3 separate regions of the Homo sapiens genome follow, and all the other regions are linked to region 1. The links are chromatin loops, found by intact Hi-C in ENCODE. Cell type or tissue: MCF 10A. All regions are shown on one strand.

Region 1 (8,000 bases):
CTTTTCTGTTGCATTCAGAGACACTATTTTCTATCTCCCTTCCCTATAGTGAGATACAAACCATAGGATCATCTCAATAGATGCAGAAAAAGCTTTTGAAAAAATCCAACATCCCTTTATGATAAAATCTTCAACAGACCAGGCATCAAAGGAACACACCTGAAAATATTAAGAGCCATTTATGACAATCTCACAGCCAACATCATGCTGAATGTTCTATAGAAAGGATGTTTTCTATCTCTCTTCTCATCAGTGGCTTTATACTTTTATGTAAAGGGAAAAATAGCATAAACAACTGTTGTTTCCTAAAGTTTTGATTCAGGGGAGCAAAGATCCTTGAAGCAGGAAAATAGTAAGTGTCTTGCTGTCTAGAAGGCAGAATGGGAGAGACCTGGGACAGAAAATTCAAAGAGCAAAACAAAAACCAACACCTCAAAAAAGTATTCTACCACCACGGTAATTAAGAACTTTGACAAGCCTGGCTCAAATCCTGGCCTTGCCATTTACATGTTGTCTGACCTTGAACAAGACATTTGACCTGCTTTTTTTTTTCCAACATTGTATTGAAAAATAATATGTATATATAAATATATATGCTAATATACTTAGAGAAAAGTACCCCTCCTTAAGTGCATAGCTCAGCATATTTTGAGCACAGACGTCCAGAAAAACAAGGGTGCAAGCACCCATAAGCCCCTCCCCTTGCTCTTTCTGGCCATCGCTGCCCCCGCTAAGGTGACCCCCTCCTGACTCGCATAGCTCAGAATAGTTATTCTTCGCTCCGGTGCGCACCGTTACTTCAGTTCTTTTTGCTTCCTTTATGACACAGGGATTATCGAAGTACCTTCATCCTGGTGTTGTTACGACAAGTAAACAAATTAATATTTTAAAAATGTTTAGAACAGCCTATGCATAGTAGGCAGAGTGCATTTGTTAAATAAAAATAAAACACATATTCTAGAAAAATTAATGGTTTAATATAAGTTGTGTGACCCTAAACCTATGAATTGTGGTTAAAAACAGATTGACACATGAAGAAGTAAATGATGACCTACCCTAGATAAATAAAAATTCAGCTTCACAAATGTTTCATTCACTCCTACATGGTGACCCTAGAATAACGTTACACAGATTTCTTAGGTTGGTTTGACGGAAAGAAAATGTAAGCGTACATATATGTCTCAATAGTGATTGAATATGGTTTCCTTCTGAAACCATCACTTTGTCCTATTGTGAAAAAGTTACGCATTATATCATGTGTCACTTTAAAGAACCTCTAGATATTGTTCAAATTCATTTGTTGAATAAGAAATTTGTATATTGCTCATACACACACATTTTTAATTTATAAAATGTAAGCTTAATAGGGCTGCAAGTTTTTGGATTACATAAGTGTGGTTATTGGAATTAAGAAAAATACCCATAGTAAAGAGAATGTACCTGGAATTGCTGAGGCTGCCATGAGATTAAAGCAGTTTACTACATTCTAAAAAGGGCATGGGATCAACATTAAGAATCCTGTTTCATTTATCACCATTTCATGGAATTGATTTTCTGTCCTTAGAAATGAGGATATTTTGTGACTGAGCCACCAGAAGACAGCATGGCTGGACTCTAAATACTTCTTTTAAAAAAGTGAAGAAAAAAGAGAGCAGGTTTTTTTCCCCAAGCTTAAAGAACAGTGTATACATTAAGACATCATTTCATGTAAACTATATGATCTTTTACTCTCCTTTTTTGCTTATTATTGAATATCTATTATATGATTGCTTTAGTTTTCTGAAAATCTATTTCACAAGAACATTATGTTTCTAGATAATCAGTGACATGGCACAAGCAAACACTTACTCAGAAGATTCAACATCCAACGTTCCATTTAGAAATGATGCCAGGGTGACTGACAACGCTGAACTTCAAAGGTGTGAGATAGGGAAAGTCATTAATAATCAAACTGAAAAACACATTATGTCAAGTTTAGAAGTAGCCGTTGCAGAAGGTGAGTCTCTGAAGTTTCATTTCTACAAATGAACGGCCAGTATTTGTGGACTCTATGGAGAGCCCAGAAAGCAAAGAAAAGTAGTAGCACATATTTGGCAAACATCCTGTTGTTTAAGCAGATTTGTTTTTATGTCGCTGAGAAGAACTACTTGAAATTTTTCAGCGAGGAGAGCTTTGCAGTAAACACTTCTAGTTTATTAGAAGTAGTGCAGGATCGCGAGTATGCAGCCTATGCAGTTGAATGGACCCCTGCTCTCGGAAGAGCCTCACACGTGTTCTGCTGAATTTTCTGCAATTAATTCATCAAGATTTAAATTAAACAAAGACCGATTTGTACCTCCAATGGGCCAGACACTGTACTGAGTATCACTATGGAAACAACAGTAAACACTAAATGTGGTCCCTGCCCTCAGGCACTAATTCAATAGAAAGCAATATAGAAAATTAGACAAAGGAGTAAGTACAATGAATGTGATGAAGTGTTACGACTATGTGTAGTCTACTATAAGAGACAGACATATCGTGGCTATAAGATTAATGACAGCCATAAGGCCACCTTGACATCTCACAGTGCCTACACTATGTATCACTTAGCAACTTAATGTCACCTGGCTTGGGGATTTCCAATTCTGGCCCAGGGGTTACCAGAACTCTATGACAAGGGGACCTAAAACCCCTGTTGCCCTAGAGACAAGGCCACCTCAGCACAGATGCCAATTTCATAAGCCTTGAAACAAAGTTTACCCTTAAAGAATGGCTGAAATCCTCTTCACAAAAGAAAGCCCTAGTAACTGACCTGGATTGAATACAGGTGTAAGAAGGAGGAAGAGTCCCCCAAATATTGAAAATGGTCTCTGGCTGGAAGTCCTCTGGTTAGTCAGTCTTCTGACCCCGACTGTGTGTGGCCCATGCCACAGCCGACTCCTACTAACCCTCCTGTAAGGGCACTGCCAGAAGAAAGTGCTTGAGCATCAGACGGTGTCTAAGGCTCATCTATGACAAGAATCGAGCTGCAGGGGAGAAGTCGCCCCTGGGGGAAGGCTGATTAACTAGAACCACTCAAGATCCTCGAATGTGACACTAAATATAATTGTATAATAAGAAAAGACACAATGCACAAACAGCCTGTAGGCATTGGCTAGCAGGGGACCACACAGCAGAGAACAGTTTATGTAAGGAAGTAGTTTATGAAAAAGTGAGTGGACATTTAAACAATGGAGAAGGCAAATATTCATTTCCTCAATCTGCTGTATTAGGAGACGTGGAACTTTGAAAATAGAAAAGTAGAACATTACCTGGAAGGCAAACATCATCTTATATAGATTGTGTAAGAACTTATTAGTGACCGAATAAGAGAGAGAGAAACCAAGAAAGGGAGAAACCGAGAGAAACTAAGAGGGAGAATATGATGGAGCAGGTGAATACCTGGAAGCATCAGTGCTCAGACATCCTGGGATTTCTATAATCACCTGAATTTCCTGATTTCCTGAGGTCTGTCTCACTGAAACTCTCTCTCAGTCCAATTTCTTGGGTCCAGTTTTAATGCCATTTTAATTCATCAGCAAGCTCTCCTTAGGGATTTGCCATTTGGGTCACAGAACGTGTTTGCCTCTTTCCCTGGTTCCGTTGAACTGTGAGTGGCCCTGGTTATGGCACACACTTTACCTGTGACAATTGCACCTGAACACAGCAGAGCTACTTGGCTGTAAATGAAACAGCCAATCTCTTATTTAGTTACAATGTCAGTGTAAAATGCAAACATGTTTTGAATCAAATGTATGTTATTAAATCGCTGAATGGTGGAAAAAGGGGAAAATAATATGTGGATATTTCAAGATTTTTAAAAATAAATGGAGTTGAGGAAAAAAGTCATTCAAAAACTAGTTTTTGTGATACTTCTAGCTTCTTAGCAAAGATACTGGATTCGACAGCTCAAAGAAATTTCTAAGAAGTTTCCAAACCTAAAATTTAAAACGCTAAGCGGATTCCTTTTCCTTTATGATTGCAACGTTCGAACAACATTCTGTGTGAGTGTTCATTGTCTGGTGATCTGTAATGATAGGGTTTCTGGCCAGATTCTTGACAATATCAATAAACACATTTCCTATCAACCGCAGTCTCACTCCCCTGGACATTGTGACATAAACACTAGTTGGTTAAATCCAGTCTCAGCTATTCTCTGAGAATGCCAAACTGAAACCACGTTGCACACTCGCAACGTGGCCCCAGGGGAGCCGCGGCCTGGCAACGCGCGCATCCTGTGGTAGTTCAGGAGCGCCACCTGTCGTGGAGAAGGAGAAAAGCAGGGCAGGGAAGACATTCTACATTTATTCTATTTTGGTGACATATATTCAAATAAAGGACGTATTTTCTTCTACAACTGTATTTTGCCCATTTGCTGTTTGATGATGTCTTACTAAAATGTTAAAGCGTGTTTACTGACTATAAATCGATAGTAAGTATCTTTTACAGAAAGAAAGAAAGGAAGAGAGAAAAGAGAAAGAAAGAAAAGAGAGAGGAAGGAAGGAAAACAACACTTGTCTTACCTTTATAGAAATTCCTGTGTTCAAACACTGTTCATTATATTTTTTCTTTAAATAATACCCTTAAGAAATGTACAGTTCTAAAACCCTACAACAATTTGTGTTTTTGTGGTTAAATAAACCAGTGTGAACTGTTTAAATAAACCATGAGGGCTTCATAACAGAAATTCAAATGCCCGGGTTGTGCTTGATCGTTACACAGGGTTTCAGCTGTGGTTTGCAGATTCTTGTAAACTAAACCTCATGGGAAGAGCCCACATTGACAGCTCATTTGTGAACCTTGAGGACAGAAGGCACTGAACTGCCGCCCGAAAACACTCTTCTCATTCTTAAATGTCTCTTCCATACATTCCAAGTTCCTAAAGGCATTCAACATAGCAAATGCTCTAGAAGCTATTTCTGAGTCATAAACCCAGTGACGTGAGCCAAGGTCTTCAAAGGAGACTCTCCTAATCTAAAAGCCTCTGTTCAGTGAGTGCTCCTACTTTCCGTGGCACCCAGCCTTCTTTCTCTCCGTGCTCCTCTGCATTTACCATCTCGCAGGTCAGTCCCCACCCCTTTCTGTCATCAGCACCTCTGCACCTCTGGCTTCTTCCCCTGAAGGCAGCCTGTCTGGCTGCTTCTCATCCATCAGCTCTCAGCTCACATGTCGACACTGCAATAGAAATTAGGCCTACCTATCTATTTGATTCCAACAACTCACTGTAATTCGCAACTATTCTATTTATTTTCTCTAATTTTTTCCTGGTGTGTTGCATATTTCCCTCTCCAAAATAGAAACTTGACCAATACAGCCCCTTAACTACCTTATTTACCGTTTTGTTAGCAGCATATAGTAACATGCCCTGGGGAGATGTGTGCACAATAATATTTTTGGAGTGCTGAGATGAAGGCTTTTCTATCAGTCAAACTGAACAAAATGTCTGAGGCTCTTTTGATAGGCTTAAGCGGATGTAAATAACTCTATATCATTGTAGCACGGTTTGCTGAAAGGCAACTCATGGGCTATAAAGGCAGAGAATTAAGTGTGGAAGTTTATAGTATTAGTTTGGTGAATAATATTATGATAAACATTTAAACTTTCCCTGGAATTCTGCAGCTCTGGAATAATAGATAAAAGTGTTGATGTTTCTCTAGCACAGGTAATCTCAGTGCAACTGGAGAAAGTTTGAAGTTACTGAATATTTGGCTAACTGAATTTGCTAATCTGCTTAAATAACAACTCCCAAAGTCTTGATACCCTGGTCTTTTTAAACGTGGACTAACAAAAATTCGACTGACCGAAACTTTCATTTATATTCATCTGAATATACAGCATATTCTGAATATATAGACAGGGACACTGTAATATCCCCAAAATACACATTCCTGGAACATTGCATTCTACCAGTCTTCTGTGTTACCTATTTTATGTTAATTTTGGCTACGTTATATGTTCCAGAAGTACCAAGATTTTCTACTTAAACAGTAACAAGTGAGTTTCAGTTGGGGCTGTTTATTTATGAAAGCTGTTTCATAAATAAATAAAGCTGTTTATTTATGATAGCTGCAGCTATGAGAAGCACCATGGGAGGGAGTCTGCAAACTGGTAAGACAGGAAAAGTTTCTCATGGAAGAGTAAAAGCAAGACGTTGTTTGCTAGAAAAAGGATAAACAAGAAAAAGCTAGTGTGAAAGAAAACAAAAATAACATACATAAAAGGGAGCAAATATGTTCCCCTCTCCCTGGAAAAAACAATTGTCTTTTAGCCAATAGTAAAATTAGAAAAATAAAGATAGATAATAGACACTTTGCGATATTAAGTGAGAGGAATTGAATGTGAATTTTAGTATTCTGACTTTAAAAATCAAAAATCAGAAAACCTGTTTGATATCCTAATTTTTGTTTTGAATGTTTACTGAATTATTAAATCCGAAAATCTAGGAACCAATTGATGCTGAAATGGATAGAAGTAGCACGAGTGAAAACTGAAGCAGAGGCATCAGGAAGACGCATCCTCAGAAGCTGTAAGACAGCATGGCGTGGGAGACGGCCCCTCTGTTTCGTCTCCTCAAGTTCCGTGGCAGACTAGTAAGACTGAGTTTGACACCTTGGGAGAGACACGTCTGCCAAGTTTGTCATCCATTAAATTCACATTAAATGATAAGAGTTGACCACAGTAATGTTGAGAGTTGAATAATGTTACTCTAGAAAGAAGATAAGAATTGTTTTCATATATTTGAAGAATTTTTACAAGGTAGATATCCCAAACCAGAAATGTTATATAAACTAATAGCTGGGTAACTTCACACAAAGTTGAAATAACATGGATATAGCACAGTTTAAAGGGTGATCTTTCACATTAGTCAAGAATTTTTATCAGACAGATTCATGAATTTATAGCTTTTATAATAAAAATTATTTATTAAATGGGGTTGTTTATAGTTTGGACTAATTGAGTTCATAGATCAAGGGAAAAAGCAGAAAAAGAGGTTTACACTGTGTTCTTAAAATCTTGAGTTTTTGTGTTCCTAAAGGACACATTTTAGTGAAAAAAATGTTTAAAAATTTATCTGGAAATTAGAATGTTTAAGGCCTAAATTCCCAAATTAGCCATGCTCAGATGACTTGATCAAAATGCCACATAAATCAATAATTTAAAATGGCTAGTTATGTGAACAAACAGATCTGAGCAAATTTTAGGTTTATTAACAAGGGAAAGAAAGAAAAAAGAAAACAAGAAAGGGGAGGAGGAAAGACAAGAAAGAAACTTGCTGAAGGCAACACATTGTAAGGCAACAGTAATTCTGGGAACAGGGAACTATTTGTTCTCGTGGGTAAGTGTGCATCTGCATCCATTTGTGTGTGCGAATAATATATGTTTGCTAAAACTTGAAAATGACATCATCCTTAAACATAAAAGTTTGTTAGTTTATTTAAATAATAAATTGAAATTGTGGCTGGGCATGGTGGCTCACACCTGTAATCCCAGCACTTTGAGAGGCCGAGGAGGGTGGATCACCTGAGACCAGGAGTTTAAGAACAGTCTGGCCAACATGGTGAAACCCTGTCTGCCCTAAAAATACAAAAATTAGCCAGGCATGGTGGTGCATGACTGTAATCCCACTACTTCAGAGGCTGAGGCAGGAGAATTGCTTGAACCTGGGAGGCGGAAATTGAAGTGAGCCGAGATCGCACCACTGCACTCCAGCCTGGGCAACAGAGAGACTCCATCTCAAAAAAAATAATAATAATAATAATAATAATGATGATGAATTGAAATTTTATTAAAAGTGAAAAGAATGTTTTATTGTCAAACATTTCTGTAGCTCACTCACTTGTAGAAACCATGTCTTTTTATTTGAGCCTGGCAGCTATGAACCTATTGTTATTTTTTCAGCTACAAAGTGATGTAAACAAATGTATCTATTAACATAAGTTTGCAAACTAGGCATTCTCAGGGCTGTGGTAGGGTAGGTA
Region 2 (8,000 bases), 59 kb before region 1:
CTAAAAGAGCTCCTGAAGGAAGCACTAAACATGGAAAGGAACAACCGGTACCAGCCGCTGCAAAATCATGCCAAAATGTAAAGACCATCAAGACTAGGAAGAAACTGCATCAACTAATGAGCAAAATCACCAGCTAACATCATAATGACAGGATCAAATTCACACATAACAATATTAACTTTAAATATAAATGGACTAAATTCTGCAATTAAAAGACACAGACTGGCAAGTTGGATAAAGAGTCAAGACCCATCAGTGTGCTGTATTCAGGAAACCCATCTCACGTGCAGAGACACACATAGGCTCAAAATAAAAGGATGGAGGAAGATCTACCAAGCCAATGGAAAACAAAAAAAGGCAGGGGTTGCAATCCTAGTCTCTGATAAAACAGACTTTAAACCAACAAAGATCAAAAGAGACAAAGAAGGCCATTACATAATGGTAAAGGGATCAATTCAACAAGAGGAGCTAACTATCCTAAATATATATGCACCCAATACAGGAGCACCCAGATTCATAAAGCAAGTCCTGAGGGACCTACAAAGAGACTTAGACTCCCACACATTAATAATGGGAGACTTTAACACCCCACTGTCAACATTAGACAGATCAACGAGACAGAAAGTCAACAAGGATACTCAGGAATTGAACTCAGCTCTGCACCAAGCAGACCTAATAGACATCTACAGAACTCTCCACCCCAAATCAACAGAATATACATTTTTTTCAGCACCACACCACACCTATTCCAAAGTTGACCACATAGTTGGAAGTAAAGCTCTCCTCAGCAAATGTAAAAGAACAGAAATTATAACAAACTATCTCTCAGACCACAGTGCAATCAAACTAGAACTCAGGATTAAGAATCTCACTCAAAGCCGCTCAACTACATGGAAACTGAACAACCTGCTCCTGAATGACTACTGGGTACATAACGAAATGAAGGCAGAAATAAAGATGTTCTTTGAAACCAACGAGAACAAAGACACCACATACCAGAATCTCTGGGACGCATTCAAAGCAGTGTGTAGAGGGAAATTTATAGCACTAAATGCCTACAAGAGAAAGCAGGAAAGATCCAAAATTGACACACTAACATCACAATTAAAAGAACTAGAAAAGCAAGAGCAAACACATTCAAAAGCTAGCAGAAGGCAAGAAATAACTAAAATCAGAGCAGAACTGAAGGAAATAGAGACACAAAAAACCCTTCAAAAAATCAATGAATCCAGGAGCTGGTTTTTTGAAAGGATCAACAAAATTGATAGACCACTAGCAAGACTAATAAAGAAAAAAAGAGAGAAGAATCAAATAGACACAATAAAAAATGATAAAGGGGATATCACCACCGATCCCACAGAAATACAAACTACCATCAGAGAATACTACAAACACCTCTACGCAAATAAACTAGAAAATCTAGAAGAAATGGATACATTCCTCGACACATACACTCTCCCAACACTAAACCAGGAAGAAGTTGAATCTCTGAATAGACCAATAACAGGCTCTGAAATTGTGGCAATAATCAATAGTTTACCAACCAAAAAGAGTCCAGGACCAGATGGATTCACAGCCGAATTCTACCGGAGGTACAAGGAGGAACTGGTACCATTCCTTCTGAAACTATTCCAATCAATAGAAAAAGAGGGAATCCTCCCTAACTCATTTTATGAGGCCATCATCATTCTGATACCAAAGCCGGGCAGAGACACAACCAAAAAAGAGAATTTCAGACCAATATCCTTGATGAACATTGATGCAAAAATCCTCAATAAAATACTGGCAAACCGAATCCAGCAGCACATCAAAAAGCTTATCCACCATGATCAAGTGGGCTTCATCCCTGGGATGCAAGGCTGGTTCAATATACGCAAATCAATAAATGTAATCCAGCATATAAACAGAGCCAAAGACAAAAACCACATGATTATCTCAATAGATGCAGAAAAAGCCTTTGACAAAATTCAACAACCCTTCATGCTAAAAACTCTCAATAAATTAGGTATTGATGGGACGTATTTCAAAATAATAAGAGCTATCTATGACAAACCCACAGCCAATATCATACTGAATGGGCAAAAACTGGAAGCATTCCCTTTGAAAACTGGCACAAGACAGGGATGCCCTCTCTCACCGCTCCTATTCAACATAGTGTTGGAAGTTCTGGCCAGGGCAATCAGGCAGGAGAAGGAAATAAAGGGTATTCAATTAGGAAAAGAGGAAGTCAAATTGTCCCTGTTTGCAGACGACATGATTGTTTATCTAGAAAACCCCATCGTCTCAGCCCAAAATCTCCTTAAGCTGATAAGCAACTTCAGCAAAGTCTCAGGATACAAAATCAATGTACAAAAATCACAAGCATTCTTATACACCAACAACAGACAAACAGAGAGCCAAATCATGAGTGAACTCCCATTCACAATCGCTTCAAAGAGAATAAAATACCTAGGAATCCAGCTTACAAGGGATGTGAAGGACCTCTTCAAGGAGAACTACAAACCACTGCTCAAGGAAATAAAAGAGGACACAAACAAATGGAAGAACATTCCATGCTCATGGGTAGGAAGAATCAATATCGTGAAAATGGCCATACTGCCCAAGGTAATTTACAGATTCAATGCCATCCCCATCAAGCTACCAATGACTTTCTTCACAGAATTGGAAAAAACTACTTTAAAGTTCATATGGAACCAAAAAAGAGCCCGCATCGCCAAGTCAATCCTAAGCCAAAAGAACAAAGCTGGAGGCATCACACTACCTGACTTCAAACTATACTACAAGGCTACAGTAACCAAAACAGCATGGTACTGGTACCAAAACAGAGATATAGATCAATGGAACAGAACAGAGCCCTCAGAAATAATGCCGCATATCTACAACTATCTGATCTTTGACAAACCTGAGAAAAACAAGCAATGGGGAAAGGATTCCCTATTTAATAAATGGTGCTGGGAAAACTGGCTAGCCATATGTAGAAAGATGAAACTGGATCCCTTCCTTACACCTTATACAAAAATCAATTCAAGATGGATTAAAGATTTAAACGTTAGACCTAAAACCATAAAAACCCTAGAAGAAAACCTAGGCATTACCATTGAGGACATAGGCGTGGGCAAGGACTTCATGTCCAAAACACCAAAAGCAATGGCAACAAAAGCCAAAATTGACAAATGGGATCTAATTAAACTCAAGAGCTTCTGCACAGCAAAAGAAACTACCATCAGAGTGAACAGGCAACCTACAACATGGGAGAAAATTTTCGCAACCTACTCATCTGACAAAGGGCTAATATCCAGAATCTACAATGAACTCAAACAAATTTACAAGAAAAAAACAAACAACCCCATCAAAAAGTGGGCGAAGGACATGAACAGACACTTCTCAAAAGAAGACATTTATGCAGCCAAAAAACACATGAAGAAATGCTCATCATCACTGGCCATCAGAGAAATGTAAATCAAAACCACTATGAGATATCATCTCACACCAGTTAGAATGGCAATCATTAAAAAGTCAGGAAACAACAGGTGCTGGAGAGGATGTGGAGAAATAGGAACACTTTTACACTGTTGGTGGGACTGTAAACTAGTTCAACCATTGTGGAAGTCAGTGTGGCGATTCCTCAGGGATCCAGAACTAGAAATACCATTTGACCCAGCCATCCCATTACTGGGTATATACCCAAATGACTATAAATCATGCTGCTATAAAGACACATGCACATGTATGTTTATTGCGGCACTATTCACAATAGCAAAGACTTGGAACCAACCCAAATGTCCAACAATGATAGACTGGATTAAGAAAATGTGGCACATATACACCATGGAATACTATGCAGCCATAAAAAATGATGAGTTCATGTCCTTTGTAGGGACATGGATGAAATTGGAAACCATCATTCTCAGTAAACTATCGCAAGAACAAAAAACCAAACACCGCATATTCTCACTCATAGGTGGGAATTGAACAATGAGATCACATGGACACAGGAAGGGGAATATCACACTCTGGGGACTGTGGTGGGGTCGGGGGAGGGGGGAGGGATAGCATTGGGAGATATACCTAATGCTAGATGACACGTTAGTGGGTGCAGCGCACCAGCATGGCACATGTATACATATGTAACTAACCTGCACAATGTGCACATGTACCCTAAAACTTAGAGTATAATAAAAAAAAAAAAATTAAAAAAAAAAAAATAAATTACCCAGTCTTAGGTATGTCTTTATTAGCAGCATGAGAACAGACTAACACACTGTTTTTTAATGTTTTATTACATTGAACTTTCATTCATTGAATCTATGATTTTCTTCACTTTTATGCCCATAATATTGAGTTTATAAATTTTAATGATTTTTTTTACACCTGATATTTAGCCTGCCTAGGCATAGTGAACACACATCCTGGTTCGCCTGGGAAAGTCCTTGTTTACTAGATGAATCACATGCATTACGTTGCCACCCTGTTCAAAGATATCTCAGCTTGGATTCATTCCATCTTACCCTGAGGCAGAACCTGAGACAAGGGTTTGCTGGTGTGTAGTTTATTGTGGGAAATAAACCACAGGGGCAAGTGATGGTGAAATAGGAAGAGTGAAATGGACAAGGAGAAAAGGCAACGCGAGGATGACTGCTAAGCTGAGTAATTCTAGTTACCTGGGGCAACTAGAGTCCTTCCCTCTGGGAGAACTCCAAAGAGACCATATAAAATGTGTTTCATTATTGTCTGTCTGAGACATAGAAGAATGGCTTTGTTTAACCACTAGTTCCCCATTAGACAAGGATTTCCAGAAAGTGTTTTATTCCCCCTCCTCTGAGGTCTGTGCATGCATCAGAAGGTCTGAGAAGTCCTACAGGAGTCCATACAGTGGCATTAGCAAGGAACAGCTTCCTATTGCAGTTGAGACAAGGTGCTGTCAGGCTAACGTGTGCATGTGCTTGCTGCAACAGACCTGGAGCAAAACTTTAGACCAAGTGTATGTGAGACACAGCATAGAAGATGTCTAAGCACAATTCCTCTCTTGCGCCACTTAGATATGCTAATATCCTGGGTTAATTACAATCTCCCATAAATAGCCCTGAACTCCACAAATTATTCAAAATCAGAGGCTTGTAGTAAGATAGTCTCTGCCGCTGCAGTTGGTCTCAAAATCGTGACTGATATTCACTCTCTCCCTCCTCTAACGTGCCTTCTGATGCTGCTCCACACTCAGCAGTGGGTCTAGGTTACTTGCCTGATAGGTGACACTGACCATCATCCACAAAGTAGCAAAGCTCTTATTTGCTTTAACCTTTGCCGAGCCAAAGTGGCGTCAGTTGCCCATGTATGGTTATTAGTGGAAATAGTCCACTAAGTACCAAGAAATAGTCCAGTGAATCCCCTGATTTTTGACCTATTCTTGTGACTCTCCTTGCATAGTAGCATCACTTGGTTTTCAGGGTAATCAGAGTTTAATTAATGCCTCCAATATGGTAACTCATTTCTTCTCCCACTGGCCCACTACAACAGGAAGACTGAGATGACAGGGTGGTGGTTCAGCTTCAGGATCAGTGACATTTATTCTGTCCCCTGATTCAAGGTGCATGCTCTGGAAACCAGACCCCTTATTCCAGCAGCACCTACGTTTGCTGGAAGAAAACACACATTCCACAAGTGGGTCATTGCAATGATGGTGAATGGGGCCAAACCTTCATGCATGGCTTGCTTTCCAGACCCGAGTATTTCCATAGGGACACTGCTTCAGATAATGGGTGTTGATTCGCTGCATGTACCTCATTTCTAAGGCAGCACCCCAGCCCCACAGGGTGTTGTCTGTGAGTGGTCACTGTAGATGAGTGTCCCATAGGCCAGGTGAGCGTTCTATTACACTGGCTGCTCAGGGTGGTGTGGTCAATGGAAAGACCAGCAGACCGTGGTCATGCCACACCTGCTTAATTATAAAGGAGGTTCCTTCTTTGAGGAGATTTAGGTAGGACTCCAGTTCAAACAGCCTGTCTGTAAGCCCTCGGAGGGTGGTGCTGACCAGCAGGCAGTGAGGACAGTCAGTGCTGGAGGATGAGCTGTCACCCTCGGAGGGCTGGAGGACTCTGAGGGAGTCACCTGCAGGCTTAGTCTCCATCCCTCCTGCCGCAGCGTCTCTGTTGGCGTCCTTTCTACCAAACAGGACGGTTATGGAAAGCATCAGGCGCTCCTACACCATGCAGGCCACGCTCTCTCTCCCATCTCCCTGTAGGGTGGATGCTTTCTGATGGGCAATTTCACGACACTTAACAATGCCCTTTCTGAACGGGATTTTTGTGGGGAAAAAAAAAAAGATGCCCATGATTTTTGTTCTGTCCTCTAAGTCCATTTGCACGCCTCTACCTTGGACCCCCTGACCCCAATCTTTCTGGATGGCTCCTTCCTGACCAACCCACTCGCCTCTAACCAGCTCTCCACCTGCTCACTCCAGCCTCTCCTGCTGCACCACGTCCGTGCCAGGTGCTCTGTGAGGCCCGGCTCCCCGGGATGGTTCCACTCACCACTGCCTTCCGCGCTGCTCCGGACAGAGCTGTAGCACGCAGCTGTCTATGCTTTGGATAACATGCCTCTGTTGGCCCCATGTATAAGCGAAGCTCAAGTGTCTTCCTTTCTGTTAACTGGTTGTAAGACCCACCTGCCAAGGCATAGATAGGTGCCTGGAGGATCCCCTCAGTGAAATGAAATGAGACACTAGAAAAAATGATATGCTTGCCTGAAAAGGGAAATAACGGGGAAATTTGAGGATCACAGCCTCTGCTCTTTTGGGAAGAAAGAAATGCCCTCTGCTGAAATGTTCTCATGCCGTCTTACTGTAAGTATTTATTGTCAGTATTGTCACAGGCTGTGAGAAAGCAATTAACATGCAGGATCCCTGAGTGGACCCGGATGAGGAGAAAAACGTGTAAAAGATAATTTGAGGTCAATTGGGTCAACTTACATGTGGACAATATTATTATAGCAATGTTAATTTCTGGAGTGTAGGACGTTAATGTGGTAATGATGGATATTGTGCAGGCTCTTCAGAGATACATGCTGATGTAAGGGTAAAGCATCTCTGTCTGCAACTTTAACAAGGATCAGCAAAACAAAGTTTATACACCTGCACGTGTGTGTGTGTTTGTGTGTAGGGAGAGGAAGAGCAAAAATGTAAAAAATATTACCAACTGGTGAACCCTCATGAAGGTTTTATATTTATATACCTTTCAGATTATTATTCTTTCCATTTTTCTCTTGGTTTAAAATTTTTAAAAATAGCTAACTGAAAAACAATGTAGAAAATATAAAAAACTTGGATAAAGAAATCAAAAGCATGGGGCTCATTAAATATTAAATTCCAAACAACAAAAAGAGAATTAATGAATTGTAAAATATATTTGAAGAAATTGTCCAAAATTCACCAGAGATAAGGAATATGAACAACAGATTATGAGGTATATCTCTTTCACTTATCATATTAATTGGTTTTATACTGCTATGGTTTTGTTGTCATATCTTAACTGCATTCATATATATATATCTATTTTGGAAGTAGAGGATAAATGAAATGTAATGTCTTTACATGTATAAGATTTCCATCTACTTCCCCCTAATTACTACTGAATTGGGTATCAAGTAGAATTCTCAACAAATAAGGTCTAATTAATTAATTACATTTACGAAGGATAACATTAAATAATTTCTTACGGCACAGTAATCCTGAGATATTTTGAATCAGTCACTGCCGCAGTTTGGAAAGAAAGTCTATACTGTAGTAATTGGTAACACTTTGGAGGCTGAAAAACACTGGCTTATAGTAATTATGATTTCTGAAAGCAGGCAAGGAGAAAGGAGGAAAACAGGATTTATCCTCATTGTGATTAAAATTATTTTAAGGAAAATGTTTTGAAAATTCGTACAATACCTTGCTAGTCTAAGTAAGAAATGTCAGTTGACAGATGTGATATATTCTACCCACGCCTCTGCCTTTAAGCAGC
Region 3 (8,000 bases), 110 kb before region 1:
TGCATACCATATACATTTACTCCCTCTCCATACATATAGTATAATATATATGGCATATATAATATATACTATTATATATTATATTATGAATACATATTATATATAGCATACATTTATAGTAAATAAATATATAGTAAATATATATTTACTATATATAATGTATATATTTAATAATGTAATAATATAACATAAAAATCTTTGTATGTCTTCTTTTAATTCAATTCAATCTCCCTTAATTTCTTTATATTCATTCAAAATCAATTTTTCTTGAATTGTTAAGTGCATCCCTTAACCCAGAATTTTTTAAAAATCTTATTAAAAATATAACTATTCAAAACAGGAGATGGTACTCTGTTGTTCCTAGTTCTAGAGTTTAAAGGTGACCCCATTCTGACTGATAGCTGTTGAGATATTTCCTGTCTAACCTCAGTTGTCCTTCACACAGTGTTCAATCTGTGTGGCATGTTTGGAAAAAGCAGACTCGCAGCACAATGCTAAAACTTCTGCCTCAGAACCATTGAGCTCCAAGGCATTTGTTTGCCTTAAGGGTGGACATAGCTCAACACAGCTCAACTGATTTCCCATGTTCTTAATAGGTGTAAGGTGGATATCATTATATGAGAAATAATGTAAGACATGCTTCTAATAGGACCCTGAAGGTGAGTTAAAGTGACAGGGCACCCATTACTGCCTTTAATAGGACATTAAAGCCTGGACACCCTGAACACCATTTTATCAGGGAACAGGCAGCAAATTCATCTAGAATTCTCAAATCTGCCACATCCTGAAATGTAGTTCCATGAGAGTGCAACTTTACACCCAATCGGTCTCATTGTATTTCCTTTTATGATCATAGGAATACATTTGATATTTCTAAATCATACCATGCTAAAAATGAGATTTCCATACTAAAAATGGTAAAAGAAATGGATCATCAGGTAGACAAGTAGGAAAAAAAGAAAAGAAATTAAGTCTTGCTATTCTGTTTTCATTACCCTGCTTGGAGTCCCAATTTGGATACTAAACGAATCCTATCAAGTAAATATATATATTTACTCTTGGTGTTGGCTAACATGGTGAAACCCCGTCTCTACTAAAAATACAAAAAATTATCCGGGCGTGGTGGCGGGCGCCTGTAGTCCCAGCTACTCGGGAGGCTGAGGCAGGAGAATGGCGTGAACCCCGGAGGCGGAGGTTGCAGTGAGCTGAGATCGCGCCACTGCACTCCAGCCTGGGCGACAGAGCGAGACTCCGTCTCAAGAAAAAAAAAAAATTGCTTTAATGCCCTGATGTTTATAGATACAGTATCAAATAAGAGAAATAAGTCTGTGTATTGCCTTCTGACAATTCATATTTATAATTCATCTATCAATAGAAATTGATTATAGGATCATAATACCCTGAAAAATGCAATATTATACTTATGTACAACAGTAAACATAATATGTGCTTCTGTCATGGGTTTTAATATTTCAGGCGCAGTTAGGCACAGTGAAATGTTTAGGAATAACTGTTCTTAGACGTTTTACTGTGCCTCATAAACCATGTCAACTGAGCCATGGTTGAAGACTGAATGGAATATTTCAATTAATTATTGACAGATTGTTACAGTGACTCAAGAGAACCAGTCAAGCAACAATGACAATATATTTTCTCCTCTTAACTACCCCAACACCTAAAATATTCATTTTTAGGAAAATATACATACTAACTTAACAGCATAACTGAAAATATTTTATATTAAAGCTTATTTTCCCATTAGAGTTGCTTTGATTTTTGAACTAATTGCGGAAAATTGCAAGGACAAGGTTAACTTAGAGGATTTTTTTGACACCATTATATGTAATCTTTTTTAAATTTAACTTTAAGTTCTGGGATACACGTGCAGAATGTGCAGGTTTGTTACACGGGTATACATGTGCCATGTTGGTTTGCTGCCTCTAACTTTGAGGATTTTTACATAAAATCACATAGCTAAAATCTAGGCATAAAGACATGTAAATGACTTCATTTTCATTTTCCTGAGCACCAACTTTAACTCTTTCTCAAATCAACTGTGGCATCTGTCAAGTACGTCTCATAGTAAGGAAGAATGAATTTTGGCACACTGTCGACATTAACAAAAATGGCAGTGGGAAAAATAGCTGTATTTTTGTATTTCCAAATGACCACTTAAAATAATCTCAAGTCTTTATTACATAAATTTTCTGATTCTCCTAGTCTCTTTGGCTTCATCTTTCTGTGTTAGGCCTTGTCAGTATCATCAGTTTACCTTTGGATAAGAGCTGTTCATCTGGGATGGTGTCTGGGCTGGCACACACCACACACAGAGCAAACACAGCTGCAGCGGCTCTCCCAGGCAGCATGCACCAACACTAACAGCACAGAGAAGTCCGCCACGGCGTTGTCTCCACGTGTGTCATCACACACACTGTCTTCAGTCATAAACTCAACAGAGCTCATCTGTTCTCCAAAAGGTTGTTGGAACTACATTGTTCTTGCATGATCTAGCAGCATTTGAGTTTCTAATACTTTAGCAAAATTATAAAAACATAAATGAACAGTCAGAGTCTTTTTGAAGGCTTGGAAGAAAAAGAATCTATTAGAGATGAAACCATGCTCACATAGATAAAATAATATTAAGGAAGTGTCTAGTATGAAATTCTGCTATTAAAAAATGGTGTTGGGACCAGGTAGGGTGGCTCACACCCGTAACCTCTGTGGGGAATTACTTTGTGGGGGCCAAGGTGCGGGGATTACTTGAGGTCAGGAGTTCGAGACCAGCCTGGCCAACGTGGTGAAACCCCGTCTCTACTAAAAATACAGAAATTACCTGGTGGCAGGCACCTGTAATCCCAGCTGCTCAGGAGGCTGAGGCAGGAGAATCACTTGACCCCAGGAGGTGGAGGTTGCAGTGAGCCGAGATCACGCCACCGCACTCCAGCCTGGGCAAGGGAGCTAGACCCTCTCTCAAAATATATATATGTTATAATATATATATTATATATACACACACATAAAAATAAAAAAGGTGTTAGGAGTAGCTTAAGGTAGAAAATAAATAAATAGTATTAGATGCATTTTCTGAGACAAATGTAATTCAATTAGAATTGTCCGCTATTTACATTCAAAGTCAATTAATAATCCTATTCAATAAGCTGGCCGTGGCCTTTGCCTTATACTACAAAAATGTCATTAAGAATCAAATATAATCGACCCAAATTGTGTTAGTTCACCGCAAGTTTTTACACCTTGGATTTTGCATGCATGCTACAATGATAATAGCATCACTGTAGGCTAAAGCACTTCTGAATAAAATTGTTTTTATTAAAGTTTCAAAATTTTAAAATATTAAACTGTATGAAACAATATGACTTATTAATGGGCCAGTGATTTTACAGCATCTCCTAACACCCCATCTGTGGCCCAACAGTGGACCTCCACAGTAGTACATAAATGTATGTCAATTGGTTGTTACATAAACATATTCTACATAAAAATGTCTTTTGTTTTTCCAAGTATATACATTCTGTAACTCATGATTTGCCTTGTATTTGTTCAATCTTATTACTTATAGCTTTAAAATATATCACAATTAAATTGTATGTAGTTAGAAAAGGAGGACATTAGGAAAAATATATGTAATGAGAGAAGTCTTAGCCTTACAGAACAAGACAAACACTTCAGTCAGGCAAATTTACAAACAAGGCTGCAAGTCAGTCAATGTGGCTCAAGAGAAGGAGTTTCCTCAGAGCTCCTGGGACAGGGCACAGCTCATCACAGCCACTAGAGGCAGCTGACTGCTGCTCCACTCCTGAGCTCCCCAATTTTGTTTTCCTTTTTTTTTCTGGACACAATGGCTTCTTCTCTTTAATAATGCCTTCCTTCTGCCCCATAATTTCTATTTGCATGTGGCTTTGACTTGTTTTGGTGACAGCTCTATGTTAGTTTCACACTCACTAATACTTACTTTTTCTGAGACTTTTTGCTCAAATTTTCCAAAGAGAGTACATAAACAGCCCAGCCCCTGGATTAGTTTACCTTGAGACAAAACTCCATCGCAGGTCCAAACAGCTAAGGTGAGGGAGGCCAGGTCAAATAGCACATTCCTCTCCACCTAGACCCACCTCTTTAAAAGTGATTGCAGGCTGTGGACAATATTTTTAAAATGAGACACAGGCTAAGCTAATACCCCACAGTGTACATCGTACAATAGAAAAATAGCTAAATACAGACAATTCATTAAAAAAATTCCGAAGATCATTATTATAAGAAAAAGCAATAATTAATGAAAATTGAGGGTTTAATTTCTACTATACAAATAGCATAGTAGATTTTCTTGAACTGTAATGATCTGGATCCAGGTTACTGCTGCACAAATGGAGAGGAACTGAAATATACTAGAAATAGACGTGGCTAGATACAGATATAGACACATATGTGTATGCACATTCTCTCCCAATATATACAGTTGATAGAGGTGAGAGAAAAAGTCCACTAATATTTCTATGAATTTATTTTTTGGTTAAAAAATGAATTTGGATACTATATTTTCATCTGATTTCTATTTTACAAGGCCCATAATGTAAGTATTTTTATTTCACTACTGTTAGATATTCCCTGAGAAAGAAAGAGACACTTGACATGTGAGAAATATCACATTTGCAAATGGATGTTTTTTGAAAAATATCAATGTTCTATTGTCTCTAGAATTAGAACATTGTTAAAAAATACATTTTGGCAATAACGAAGTGATTAGTCATCTGTGGGGTACAAGATAACAATACAAGAAACTAACCTTACTGAAAAGGTGGTGGATGGCATGTGATTGCTCTACATGCATCCCTTCAATCAATACCAGAATAGCTTTGGAGGCAGGTACAACGGTCATTATCTAAATTTTATAAAAGAAACTTAAATAGACAAAAGTTGTTTTCCCAAGGATACAGGGCTAGTAAATTAAATGGTGGGAGCCAGATTCAAACCCAGTTTTAATTTCAGAGGAAGCCATTGTTGGCCTCTGACTTTAAATTCCAGATAAATGGAAATAAGCCCATGTTATGGATATTCTAGCAATTTTGCAGAGTAACTCTAATGACACCTGTATTCTCTGTGTTATTATACTGAAATAGTCTATAGATACTCAGTATAAAGATACTGCAATGAAGAGTTGTATGGATTTTTAAAATTTTTATACACAGTTTTTGAAGACAATGTTTTAAAAATCATTGAGAATATTGGGTCATTTTGTTTTCATAGTCATGCCTTCCCCTAAAGAAATCCTTTTGTTAGAAGATAAATTAGGAGGCACATTGTTTAGAAGTAGACATAGAAAGATGGATTTAACAATCTGCCTAATTATGTTATTTCTTCTTTTTTGTTGTCTCTGTGTTCGTGCATGTGCATTTTTTATGTGACTAAGGATATCCAGAGAGTGGAACGGTAATGAGAAGTACAACAAATGGGTAGAATCATTTTGTTTGCATTATAATCCATACATGACTGATGTAGTACGGGAAAATAAACTTCTAATTGTGGTCCTTGGTCCTAGGACCAAACTCATGATCAAAACCACTCAGATAAAAAGTATCCAGTCAGAGTAAGGTGGTTGTTTAAGAGAAAATGGGATTTTTGGGGATGCTGGAAGTCAGAGAGCAAAGACAATGTTCAAAAACACGTGGTCTCTGACTTCCCCTTCTCTCCAAGAATGGAAAGTTGGCTGCCGATGCTGTGGTTAGTTTACAAAGCAGGGAAGGCCTATGTTGGTGAGCATGTACTTAAACTGAGTGTGAGTGTGGCCTCGCTGCATGGGGAGTAGCTGCATCCCACGTGCACTAGAGAATGCAAATGCCAAAACCAACACCAAAACAACAGCCCTCTCAAAAATGCTTTATTCGCTTCTACTCTACATGTATGATCATTTTGAGACAGGAAAATAGGGCCTGGGTGCAGGGAACCTAGGGAATTCACAGAACTAAATCAAGCTCTGTGACCAAGTAAATAACTCTAACTCTACTTCAGCCATGCCAGGAAACATCTTCATTTGCATAGGGTGTACACCAAGGAAATCACTTTGTACCCTCACTTCATTCTCTTTATTTGCATAGGGTGTACACCAAGGAAATCACTTTATAACCTCACTTCACCTCTTCATTTACATACAACGGAAGCCATGTCACCAATGGGAAACCTCTAGAGGGTATTTAAACGACAGGAAATTCTGAACATGCCTTTGAGCTGCTTGCTCGGCCCCTCCCACCCTGTGTCGTGTACTTTCATTTTCAATACATCTCTGCTTCTGTTGCTTCATTCTTTCCTTGATTTGTTTGTGCATTTTGTCCAACTCTTTGTTCAAAATGTCAGAACCTGGACACCCTCTACCAATAACAGTTTCATTTAAGGAAAGTTTCTGTACTCTTGGCTAAGTAAGTCAGAAACTTATTTTAATCTTACAATGAGTACAGGTGGTATCTTCCTACCCATTCCTAACCTACTTATGAACCCCGCTTTGGAAGGTGACAAAACGCCTCACCAAGCCTCAGAAAGAAGAGGCCTGCTTAGCAGCATTACAATCAATAGTATTTATAAAAAGCTATCACGAGGTCGAGTGCGGTGGCTCACACCTGTAATCCCAGCACTCTGGGAGGCTGAGGTGGGCGGATCACGAGGTCAAGAGATGGAGACCATTCTGGTCAACATGGTGAAACCCCATCTCTACTAAAAATACAAAAATTAGCTGGGCGTGGTGATGCTTCCCTGTAGTCCCAGCTACTCAGGAGGCTGAGGCAGGAGAATCGCTTGAACCCGGGAGGCAGAGGTTGCAGTGAGCCGAGATTGTGCCACTGCACTCCAGCCTGGGTGACAGAGCGAGACTCTGTCTCAAAGAAAAAAAAAAAAATGCTACCATTAAAACAGTAGTGACAGAGAGGAGAGGCAATGCCATTACATGAGACCAGGGGAAGCATTATTTGTGGTTCTAGACGGACTGTGACAGAAGTTGTTTGCTCAGACAAAGCCCATCAGAGTCAAATACTTTCAGATTAATACCTTGCTTAAGTTATTACAGCATGGATGGTATGCGATGTTTAGGCTCACCTATTTAATCATAAAAAGTGTCTATGCATATCAACTAATTAAAACTACATAAGTTAAAAGAAATATTTTTATATTAAATCTATTAATCTACTGGTAATTATATTTAATGGTCAAAATCATAATATTCTAATTCATTATTTTATGCACAAAAACTTGGGGATAGAGTCTAAATAGTGGTTGAATGGATGATGAATATATCACTAAACAAAACAAATGAATCAATATGTTCTCAGGGGCCTCCTAGTCCCTAAATTCACAAAACTCACAAAAGAGAAAGACAAAAAGCAAAATTTACTTAGAGAATGCTTAGCATTTAAAGCCCCAAATTCCTATAGGTCGCATCTAATAAAGTTGTACTAGCATTCCAAAAGTATGGAAGCTGAGTAGAGGAAAATGGTAACACCACAGCAATGCAGTCAGCCATAACCATGATGTGGAAAACTTTAAAACAAACGGCTCAAATTCATACGTCGTTGAAAAAGGATACATTGTTAAGAAAAAAGTAGCCTGTGTTGAAGTGAATAGTTAATGTATTTTGTAACAATTATTTTAAAAATGGAATACTCAAATTCTTACACGCTGCTTCTACAGAGGCTGACTATACAATACATAAATTAAAAAATAAAATAAGCAGATTTCTCTGCTTCATATATTTTGACCTCTTCTGTGTGTACTTTTAAATTTTTTGAACCTAAGCATGCTTTTAAAATCAATTAAACATTTTATATAAACTGATAAGTAAACATATCCAAGAGTGGAAGTTGGAAGACAATGAAAATGTCTACCTTGGATATGAGGAGGCCATCAGGGAGAAATGTACTATGGAAATATTTTTAAAACTCAGGAATAAATTGTGTCCCTCACATCAGAAATACTAAGTCACATGGTCTGAAGGAAATCCTGCA

The links. Hi-C counts contacts between places; a loop is a spot of excess contacts. Peaks named below come from ENCODE experiments on the same cell type or tissue, not always from the same donor. Only the 100,000 strongest peaks of a DNase experiment are listed, where the experiment ranks them.
Region 2: it touches region 1 in a loop (4-fold over the local background); 2 of 110 quality-filtered maps call a loop at or near these places.
Region 3: it touches region 1 in a loop (5-fold over the local background); 2 of 110 quality-filtered maps call a loop at or near these places.

What each region holds. Positions count from the first base shown.
Region 1 is chr4:189,198,179-189,206,178 of GRCh38, forward strand. It overlaps LOC124900838 (a long non-coding RNA gene), which reads left to right and starts at 4,967. Exons shown (of 2, transcript XR_007058428.1): 1 at 4,967-5,084; 2 at 6,465-6,703. In MCF 10A, a CTCF peak has its summit at 4,289; a DNase peak (open chromatin) is centred at 4,213.
Region 2 is chr4:189,138,915-189,146,914 of GRCh38, forward strand. No RefSeq gene overlaps it. Among named protein-coding and RNA genes, the nearest start is that of LINC02508, 370 kb to the left of the region's middle. In MCF 10A, no CTCF peak of the experiment used is centred here; a DNase peak (open chromatin) is centred at 4,517.
Region 3 is chr4:189,086,598-189,094,597 of GRCh38, forward strand. All of the region lies in intron 1 of LOC105377612 (a long non-coding RNA gene), which reads right to left. Among named protein-coding and RNA genes, the nearest start is that of LINC02508, 310 kb to the left of the region's middle. In MCF 10A, a CTCF peak has its summit at 3,791 (motif pointing right); no DNase peak of the experiment used is centred here.